Linked DNA regions of Homo sapiens: region 2 is linked to region 1. A link is a loop called in an ENCODE intact Hi-C map of the cell type or tissue named here. Cell type or tissue: CD4-positive, alpha-beta T cell. All regions are shown on one strand. Each heading gives the region's core, and the rest is flanking DNA. Links, peaks and the distances in the headings are about the cores only.

Region 1 (5,390 bases), core at 196-5,195:
AACAAAAAAAATAGGATACCAACTTTCTTGTAGAAGAGTGATATAGAAGAAATGATGAAAATAGAAAAACAGCCATTTGACAACCATCAGAATAATATTTACATAATCTGAAAATACTTTGCCCAAAATAGGTTAAAATAGTAATTTTAGATTGAAGAAACCTGGCAGACAGTATCTTTTTTTTTTGAGATGGAGTTTCACTCTTGTTGCCCAGGCTTGAGTGCAATGGTGCAATCTCGGCTCACTGCAACCTCCGCCTCCCGGATTCAAGCAATTCTCCTGTATCAGCCTCCAGAGTAGCTGGGATTATAGGCGCCTGCCACTACGCCCGGCTAATTTTTGTATTTTTAGTAGAGACATGGTTTCACTATGTTGGCCACGCTTGTCAAACTCTTGACCTCAGGTGATCTACCTGCCTCGGCCTCCCAAAGTGCTGAGATTACAGGTGCCCGCCACCATGCCCAGCTAATTTTTTATAATTTTAGTAGAGATGGGGTTTTACCATGTTGGCCAGGCTGGTCTTGAACTCTTGACCTCAGGTAATCTGCCCACCTCGGCCTTCCAAAGTGCTGGGATTACAGGCGTGAGCCACTGTGCCCGGCCCGACAGTATCCTAATCAAGCGATCCAGGCATGCATCACCAGTAATGGGACAGACAAGACAGCACGCGCCTCCTGGTATGAGGAGCTGAGGACAGCACCGCTCTTGTGGTATTCCTGCCAAATATTCATAACCTGGATCGAATCTTGAGAAGTATCAGAGAAGCCCGACTGAGAGGCTCAACAACATAACTGGCCTGCACTCTTCCAAATACCAAGGTAATGAGAGGCAAAGAAAGACTGTTCTAGATGACAAGAGACTACAGAGTCATGACAGCAAAATGCAACGTGAAATCCTGGACTGGATGCTGGAACAGAAAAATATGTTTTCCCTTTCGTTATAACAGTTCACAACTGGCAAGATCTGAATGAGGCCTATAGATAGATATGAATATTGTAAAAAAAAAAGAGGCCAGGTGTGGCATGTGGTGGTGTGCACCTGTAATCCCAGCTACTCGGGAGGCTGAGGTGGGAGAATCACTTGAACCTGGGAGGTGGAGGTTGCAGTGAGCTGAGATCATGCCACTGCGCTCCAGCCTGGGCAACAGAGCGAGACTCCATCTCAAAAAAATGAATTAAAAAAAAAAAAAAAGAGTGTTCTGCTAATGTGACCCACAATATGCAATTCTGTAGTGGTACTCTGAGGCTTTGAAAATCAAGTAATAGGAAGAGAGCCCATTAATTCCAGGCCACAAGCAGCCCTGGAGAAAATAGAAATTCAGAAAAAAAAAAAAAAAGAGAGAGAGAGAGAGAGAAACAAGGCAGGATTACCATACCCAGCTCTGGGTTCAAGTCTCAACTCAGCTACTGTCTGGCTTAACAACAACTGGACAGGCCCTCTGACCTCTCAGGTCTCATTTCCACCAGATTTCCTGGGAAACAAGCCACTGTCTTTATTAGTAAACTACAAAATGTATTTTGCATGAGTACAAAATGTATTTTGCAAGTGAGTAAGTATGTAAATAAATAAGTCATCTTTTGATAATAACATGAATTCTGGTTTGTTTGTTTTTTTTTTGAGAGACTCTCGCTCTATTGCCCAGGCTGGAATGCAGTGGAGTGATCTTGGCTCACTGCAACCTCCACCTCCCGGGTTCAAGCGGTTCTCCTGCCTCAGCTTCCCAAGTAGCTGGCATTACAGGCGTGCACCACCACGCCCGGCTAATTTTTGTATTTTTAGTACAGACGGGGTTTTGCCATGTTGGCCAGGCTGGTCTTGAAATCCTGGACTAAAGTGATCCACTCGCCTCGGCCTCCTAAAGTGTTAGGATTACAGGTGTGAGCCACCGTGCCCGGCCTAAAATGGATTCTATTTTAATATCAGTCAATCACAAAACAATCCCCCTAGACAGCCCTCTCTTAGATTTTAATATTATTTTCACTAAAAAAAGGAAGGGAGATGAAGAAATGGTATCCTTAGTAGAATGCAGCTTGTAAGTTTCCCTCCAATTCTCAATACATTTTGCAATCCCATTAGTTCTTCTTCTGTAATAATTCTGCTCTTTCAGTTCTCCTCCTCCCCTCTTTTTGGTGTGTCTAATTTGCTTTGCATGCATTTATTTGGAGCTCGCATGGCTTTGCATTTTAAATACCAAGAGTACGTAAAAATAGCCATTTTGAATCCATAACACCTCTGGAATATTTCCACCCATAGGCACTTAAATATAGAAACTTTTATTCAAATAGCTCACACTATCATTTTGCTTTATTATTCTAAGAGCTGTGGAGTTTAGGAATAAACCACATGAAAAGGAGGTAGTGCTGGGACGATGCCAGCATGCCCCCTAGTGGGCAGCATGAAACATTTCATTTTTAATAAGGGTCCAGCCACGTTAACATGTTCACTGTTCGTTCAGCTGCTAATCTTTGAAGAATGAGGTGCATATCTTTATAAAAGAATTCCTGTGCATTATCTTTGGCTTCTTAAACAGAAAACAGTGACCACAAGGAAACCTCTCTATCATGACTCAGGTCCATTTCTTTGGACCCTTTGTAAGCTTCCATCACTGAGTGAATTTCTGTGCTAGCTCCAATTTGGTGCCGCCCCACCCCGTGCCTGCAGGATGTCTGCATGGTGCAGACAGTAAGTCTTGGTGTTTCCAATTCCAATAGTCTCACTACTACTAATGCTTCTAAGACTTTATTTTTTAAACATTATTTTTAAGTAGAGATGGGGATCTTGCTATGTTGCCTAGGTTGGTCTTGAACTTCTGGTCACAAGCAAACCTTCCGCCTCAGTCTCCCTAAATGCTGGGATTACAGGTGTGAGCCACCTTGCCTGACCATGCTAATGCTTCTAAGTTTGCAGTCTCAAATTGTGAAATTATCAATGAGCCTCACTTAACACATCCTCTTAAGGATAAATATTAGTAAGTAATATTAAGGCACCCTAATGTGTTAAGAGGATGGATCCTGACCTTCAGGGAGAGTTGGGCCATCAAGGGCATGATAATATGTAAAGGATTACTGTAAAAGTGTTAGAGCACCCACTTAAAATAGGCTATTCTCTTATTTAGCATCTCGTGTCTATACTTTCTTCCATCTCACTTTAAAAAAAAAACCCACATAATTTCTTGGAAATAAAAACATAATAGCCCTTTTAATAAAAAGACAAAAGTGGTCGAGACTGTGGCTAGCATGTTCTACATAATTCACATTCCTTAAAGTTTCTATTAGGTCTTTTTAGGAAGAAAAGATTGTCCTCATTCTTTTCTGCCTTGCAATTATACATTTCTTGACACTTTTCAAAACAGAGACACTAACAGCAAGAGACTTTTTCATCTGAGAGGTCTGAGCAAAAGCTCTCTTTACCTGTTAATTATGTTAGGAGTCTATCATGACAGCAATTGACATGCGACCCTTACAGGTCTTCCTTATTTTGTGGCTGTAATTACATGGGAATGTCATTTGTCCAGGTTTTGTCTCTGTGTATCTGTCAGGCTTAGAGATGGGCAGATAAACAATTCTATGGAGAGACTGCTTTTCATTCTTGGACTAACGATGAATACCACACATTTGTCTACGGATTAAAGGTATTACTCATTAAAAAAAAAATGTATACATGTGTATGCACAGCGGAGGGAGGGAGAAAGCAAGGGGAAAAACAGTTATGGCTTATACTCAATTTGTACTCTGAAGAAATAGGACTTGTTTATATTTCATGTAAAAATATTAGAAGGATTGGCCAGGTGCAATGTATTGGCCAGGTGCAATGGCTCATGCCTGTAATCCCAGTACTTTGCAGGGCCAAGGTGGGTGGATCACTTGAGGGCAGGAGTTTGAGACCAGCCCGGCCAACATGGCAAACCCCCATCCCTATGAAAAATACAAAAATTAGCTGGGTGTGATGGCGCACACCTGTGGTCCCAGCTACTAGGGAAGCTGAGGCAGGAGAATTGCCTGAACCTGGGAGGTGGAGGTTGTAGTGAGCCAAGATCACACCACTGCTTTGTAGCCTGGGCCACACAGCAAAAGACTCTGTCTCAAAAAAACACAAAAAACAAAAAAACAAAAAAAAGTTCATAGAATGCTAGTACAATCTAACAGATATCTTTTCCTGAGTAAATATTATATTAAAGAACAGAGCACTTCATTTCTAAAAGGTGAAGTGTCAGAAAGAGTGTGTGTGATATCAATCATTAGAGAAATTATGATAAATTGTTCAAAATGATACAGTTTGGCAATCAGATTGGGGAAGGTGCGGGAAAGCTTATTTTGATTGAATTCTTGGGAAGAAAAGATGAAAAGTCAACGCCTGCATACCAAAAGAAGATGGCAAAAATGAAAACACAGCAGAAGTCCTCTATTGTTTGGGGATGTCATTCTTTTCCTCATTAACCTCTTGGGATTTTTGGGTACTATTTTAAGATTCTTCACCGAAATATTTTCTAGGAAAATTAGCTCCCAAAAAAGAGCTATGAGGCTTTAACTTGAAGAAAGACAGAACGTACATACTGCTTTACAACTGTTGGCTATCAGGCTGGCGGTCTTCTTGAATGTCTTCTCAAGGTAGTGTGCAAATCTTTCATTCTCATTTTCTTTTGACCCGAGCTGAAGAAATTCACCTATAAAGAAGGAAAGGAGTCATTTGAGAGGTGGCTTTATTGCCTGGCTAAACACCAGGGTTGAATAACAAAGAAGAAAAATCAGAATCAACGTACCACGCACCAAATCTTCAATAACTTGGGTTAAAATAGATATAACAGTTGTATTTCCAATTCGTGCCAGAGCTATAGATGCTGCAGAAAGAATTAAATCTCCAGCAAGAACAGCCTAGAAAAAGACAGGGGGAAAACAGAACGTTCTGAAAAATCCATCAGAGCAGTAGAGCCAATGATGAAACTGACTGGAAGGGAGCTTCGTGGAAGTGGGGGCTCATCTTGGATGCAGGGTTTTTTACCTTCTTCTTCCTCAACAGGAGTCCGTAACAATCAGTTACAGATTTGGAACAGTGTTTGAACTGGACTGGCTCTCAGAGATGACCATGTCACTTCCCAGTTCGTAATAATCAGTTACAGATTTGGGACAGTGTTTGAACTGGACTGGCTCTCAGAGATGACCATGTCACTCTTCCCAGTTTCTAATAATCGGTTACAGATTTGGGACAGTACTTGAACTGTATTGGCTCTCAGAGATGACCATGTCCATCTCCCCAGTTGACACCTGAAGAAATCAATGCCTGGAGAGGGAGAGCAGCTTCACTCACCAGCCCCACCAAAATGCAGCTGCCTTCAGTTTCACTACACTGGATGTTCATTCTTCCTTTGTGCCTTTCCACTTACTGTTCCTTCT
Region 2 (5,390 bases), core at 189-5,188, 120 kb after region 1:
TGAGTAGAAGGTTAGGTAGGATTTCAGAAGGGGGAGGACAGGGAGTGGGTTGTGTGGCAGAAGGGAGAAGAGAATCAACAAAGGCCCAGAGGTAGTGAGTGCAGGACTGTATTGAAGGACAGCAGCCACAGGGCAGGGGCTGTCACCCTGGTGTGGAATTCATCTTGACATCTAAACACCTGTAAGTACAGCATTCCTTATGAGAAAGAAACGTGAGTTGTATTTACTGATTGTATTTATGTTAAGGACATATGCAAAATAAATAATTCATTCCCTTATTCAGGATCAAGTACAGTGAAATAGTCACTATTGATGAGACAAGTGGGGAATCAAGAGTTTGGAGCCCCTCTCTCAGCCTTTAGCTAGATTAGAGGCTTGCTGGCTGTAAAAGTGTGATTCTGGACATTCTGTTTCATTCTTTAAGGAATAAAGAAATGCCCCTGATCCTTTATGGATGTAAATTAGTTATTTTTCTGATAATCTCAGGGACTATTTTATTTTTTATTAAAATAATTTTTTAAAATAAATGTTTCTCTTTTTTTTTTTTTGAGGTGGAGTCTCACTCTTGTTGCCTAGGTGGGAGTGCAGTGGCATGATCTAGGCTCACTGCAACCTCAGCCTTCCCAGATTCACGTGATTCTGCTGTCACAGCCTCCTGAGTAGCTGGGATTACAGGCGCCTGCCACCACACCCAGCTAATTTTTTTTTTTTTTTGTATTTTTGGTAGAGATGGGATTTCACCATGTTGGTCAGGCTGGTAGAGACGGGATTTCACCATGTTGGTCAGGCTGGTCTCAAACTCCTGACCTCGTGATCCACCCACCTCAGCCTCCCAAATTGCTGGGATTATAGGTGTGAGCCACCACGCCAGGCCAATAAATGTTTCTCTTTAAGGCGCAGTAGTGCTGTGTGCTGCAGAATCATGGTTCAGAGTTGGATCATTAGAAATTTTGGCTCATTTTAGTGAACTAGATTTACTGAGGTTAGAAAATTACATTTTTGTTTGTTGCTTGTTTTATTTTATAAGTCTATGATTGATGACCAAGAATTTAAGAAAATTACATTTTTTAAACTATGAAAGTGACCATTTTCCCCCCGCTTTACTCAAGTATAATTGACATTAAAAATTGTTTACATTTAAGGTGTACAATGTGATGTTTTGATATATGTATATGTTTTGAAATGATTACCACAATGAAGCTAATTAACATATACATTACCTCACATAGTTACTTTTTTGTGGTGAGAATACTTAAGATCTGCTCTCTTAGCAAATTTCAAAGGTACAAGGTGTTATTATCAACCACAGTCTATCCATTTGGTCTTCAGGACTTATTCATCTTATAACTGCAACTTCGTGTCCTTTGAACAACATCTCCCCATTTCCCCTACCTCATCGACGCTGCTCACCACCATTACACTCTCTATTTCTATGAGTTTGACTTTTTTAGATTCCCCATATAAGTGAGATTATGCAGTATTTGTCTTTCTGTGTCTGGCTTATTTCACTTTAACATAATGTCCTTGAGCTTCATCCATGTTGTTGCAAATGGCAAGATTTTCTTCTTTTTTTAAGTCTGAATAAGAAATTACATTTTAAAAAATTGTACAAGACAGTTGGAAAAAATGCTTATTTATGTGCTGTGAAGTTGAGTATTTTCTGTTTTCTTATAAATAAAATACAATATTTCAAATAAATATTTGTAACATTTTCTATTGTGCTTAATGCCATGTAGGTTTTTTAGGAGATTAGAAAAAGAAGTATAAGACCCAACAGTCCCGTTTCTCAAAAAACTTATAATGTAGGATGCACCCCAGTTACGGATGAGGGCCTCCGTACCACTCATACACTGGGGAGGTACGGGAAGTGACTCAAATTGCTCAATTCTGTAGCCTCCAGAAATCCAAAACTCTCTTCCCAATTCCTGGGATTCCCCAGGTGTATCCTCTGTCTTGTGTCTCCCCTCTACCTGGACTCCAGCTTTGATATGTGTGATAGTACCTATTTCCTACTAGGCTGACCCAGATGTGAAACTCAGCCTCATCAAAAGGATGAACACAAACAGCAAACCAAATGCACACAACGTCTTTAAGAACAGAGAGCGTCTTGCTGAAGATTTCTGTAGGGAAGATGGAGGAGGAATTTTTTTTTTCAAAAGAGCAAAAGCAATCAATTCTTCCCCTTTCATACAGTGGGGCTTCCATCATTCTCCGAGATTTTGGTACCTGCTGGCATGTGTGCTTACAAAATCCCGTCTTCTTCAAGCAGACTTAGCAAGATGTTCCTTCAAACAAAAAAACCTTCTTTACGAGGAGTTCTGTTTCCATTTTAAAAGTTAATGTAGTTTTTAAAAGTTATTGGAAATACTTAAGAAAAAATGCCTTACACAAACTAGGATCATTTAGAATATGGATCCTATATTAAAGTTTTCAGCATAGTAAATACAGATTTGGACCAGGAAGAATATGCGAACAAAATGAAGGAAATGTATAAGAGCAAAGAAGTCATCGCACTTGTCACAGCTGCTCTGTCTCTTACCTCAGCAACATTTACTGAGCTTCTGGTCATCCTGGCCCGTGGAGAGTTGTCTACTTTCACGAGGCATTATTTCTTTTTTTTTTATTTTTTATTTTGTTATTATTACACTTTAAGTTTTAGGGTACATGTGCACAATGTGCAGGTTAGTTACATATGTACTCATAGGTGGGAATTGAACAAGGCATTATTTCTAACTACCCATTTGCTTTCTGGGTCAGTTCTGCCTGGATTCACACCATGTCACTGAAATTGCTCCATCTAGTGGTCATGTTTCAGTTATAGTTCACGGATCTCCCTAGCATTTAATGCATATGATTAAGCACTTCATCCTTGACATGCCTCCACTGGCTAATATGACATACTCTCATATACAGTGTATGGTGTGTGTATATACATATGAGACATAGATAGATATTAGACAAATGCTAATCTACACTTACTATTTTAACTGGGTTTTAGTGATTTCCAAATCATATCTACAGCTGAAATTTGCTTCCAGATTTCCTCTTATTCAGTGCAGTCCATGCTAGTGGTTAGGCAGGTAACTAGAATAGTTGGTTAAAATGAGAATAGAAAGTATGATACATTTGCACTTTATATATTTTATTTATTACATGTTTGCTGAATCCTGGTACAACTTTAAATATTTTAACCTCAGACATTTGCCAATTTTTTGTCACCTCATGTGTGAAGCCTTAAATGACCTACCACAAATAATCATTCTCTGCTCTGTTATCGCTATTCATTTTATATAATTCTGGTATTGCATTTATTATAATGTAACATCATGATTTCTTCATATGTTCTTCTTCCCTAGTAGAGCATGTACTCTTTGAGGTCTGGGTTCTGGGTCTTACCATTCTTTTTCCTAGCACTTGCCCAGGGCTTAGCATACAGTAGGTACAGCAGGTACCCAATGGATGTTTATTGAAGTAATCAAATTTGTAACATAAGGTAGAATCTCATATGATCTTAGAAACATATTTTCATTTTTGATTGATATTGAAGAAATATTGCTTTTTGGCTGTTTTGGCAGTAAAACCTTATTCTTCAAGTTTTAACATCTTGAGCCTGATCTAATGAATTCATAGATGTCGAGGGATTTAGGTACCTGGATATTGGATGCTGTGTTCTGAGGGACACCGATACTATGTCCTTTTTATCTCCAGGGGATTATTTGACTTCATCATAGAGCAACATTATCCCTCGATGGATGTCAAAGAACCTAATAGATACGTGGGAAATATTTATTTATTTGTTTTTTAATTTTATAATTGCAACTTTTATTTTAGATTCAGGGGAAATGTGGAGGTTTATTACATGGACATATTGCATAACCCTGAGGTTTGGGGTATGACTGATCCCCTCACCGAGGTAGTGAGCATAATACCCAATCGTTTTTCAACGCTTCCGCTCCCCAGAAGTCCCCAATGTCTATTGTTGCCATCTTTATGTCCATGAGTACCCAATGTTGAGCTCCCATTTATAAGTGAGAATATGCAGTATTTGGTTTTCGGTTGCTGTGTTAATTCATTTAGGATAATGGCCTACAGCTATATCTATGTTGCTTCAAAGGACATGATTTCATTCTTTTTTTTTAAATTTTTTTATGTTATTATTATTGTACTTTAAGTTTTAGGGTACATGTGCACAACGTGCAGGTTTCTTACTTATGTATACATGTGCCATGTTGGTGAAACTGGAAACCATCATTCTCAGCAAACTATCGCAAGGACAAAAAACCAAACACCGCATGTTCTCGCTCATAGGTGGGAATTGACCAATGAGAACACATGGACACAGGAAGGGGAACGTCACACACCGGGGACTGTTGTGGGGTGGGGGGAGGGAGGAGGGATAGCATTAGGAGATATACCTAATGCTAAATGACAAGTTAATGGGCGCAGCACACCAACATGATTTCATTCTTTTTTATGGCTGTATAGTATTCCATGATTTATATGTATCACATTTTCTTTATCCAACCCATAGTTGATAGTCACTGACTTGATTCCATGTCTTTGCTATTGTGAATAGTGCTGTGACGAACGTAGGTGTGTTGTTGATAGAATGATTTGTTTTCTTTTGGATATATACCCAGTAATGGGATTGCCGGGTTGAACAGTAGTTACGTTTTAAGTTCTTGGAGAATCTCCGAACTGCTTTCCACATGGCTGACCTAATTTACAACCCCACGTGGTAAGCATTTAAAGAGGAAAGGCAATTCTCTTGTTTTCTCTCGTTGGCCTGCCAACACTGGAGATTACTGCTTAGAATTTAAAACACTAAAGCTAGCAAAGGAAGTGCAGAACCATTAGAATATTTTGTTACAGGAAGTTAAGATGCACCACTTCTTAAACAAGGCATAGACAAGGCAGTTATTTTGCTTAAAAGATGCCTAGAAAAAAAGAACAGGTGTTCCTACATCCTGACAGTATATGTGATTTTTTTGAGCAGCATTTATAACTTGATCACATACATTCTTTCGTCACACATTACATATACCAATATTTCTATCATAGTAGTTCTAAAGTAAACATAATACATAATAGCAAAATATGTTTTTCTATTCTTGTGGAAATTTTTTGCTCTTCCTAAAGCTTTTCCATTATTTTAACTGTCACCGAGAAGGGAATTCCATTATTTTTCTTGGTGACACATTCGAAGTTTAATAACTCACATTGCTGAAAGTTAACTCCCTTGTGCTGAATTCTGTTGCTTTTACTTTGGTTATTGGCCATGGAGAAGCTTGACCATGATACTGTGTCTAAGCCTCTTATGTATTGTTTCTGGATGCATAATTTTACTTTTCTGGATTTTTCTTACCTGTACTAATTTCCACTCCTTTAGT

What was found. Hi-C counts contacts between places; a loop is a spot of excess contacts. Peaks named below come from ENCODE experiments on the same cell type or tissue, not always from the same donor. Only the 100,000 strongest peaks of a DNase experiment are listed, where the experiment ranks them.
Region 2: a loop joins it to region 1, with 2.6 times the contacts of the local background. A loop is called at or near these places in 5 of 110 quality-filtered maps.

What each region holds. Positions count from the first base shown.
Region 1 is chr10:26,723,287-26,728,676 of GRCh38, reverse strand. PDSS1 (decaprenyl diphosphate synthase subunit 1) reads right to left here. Exons shown (of 12, transcript NM_014317.5): 7 at 4,760-4,871; 8 at 4,554-4,663. Among named protein-coding and RNA genes, the nearest start is that of PDSS1, 28 kb to the right of the region's middle. In CD4-positive, alpha-beta T cell, for the core only: CTCF peaks have their summits at 2,178 and 2,379 (motif pointing left); a DNase peak (open chromatin) is centred at 2,386.
Region 2 is chr10:26,603,975-26,609,364 of GRCh38, reverse strand. No RefSeq gene overlaps it. Among named protein-coding and RNA genes, the nearest start is that of FAM238A, 17 kb to the right of the region's middle. In CD4-positive, alpha-beta T cell, for the core only: CTCF peaks have their summits at 2,516 and 2,725; a DNase peak (open chromatin) is centred at 2,844.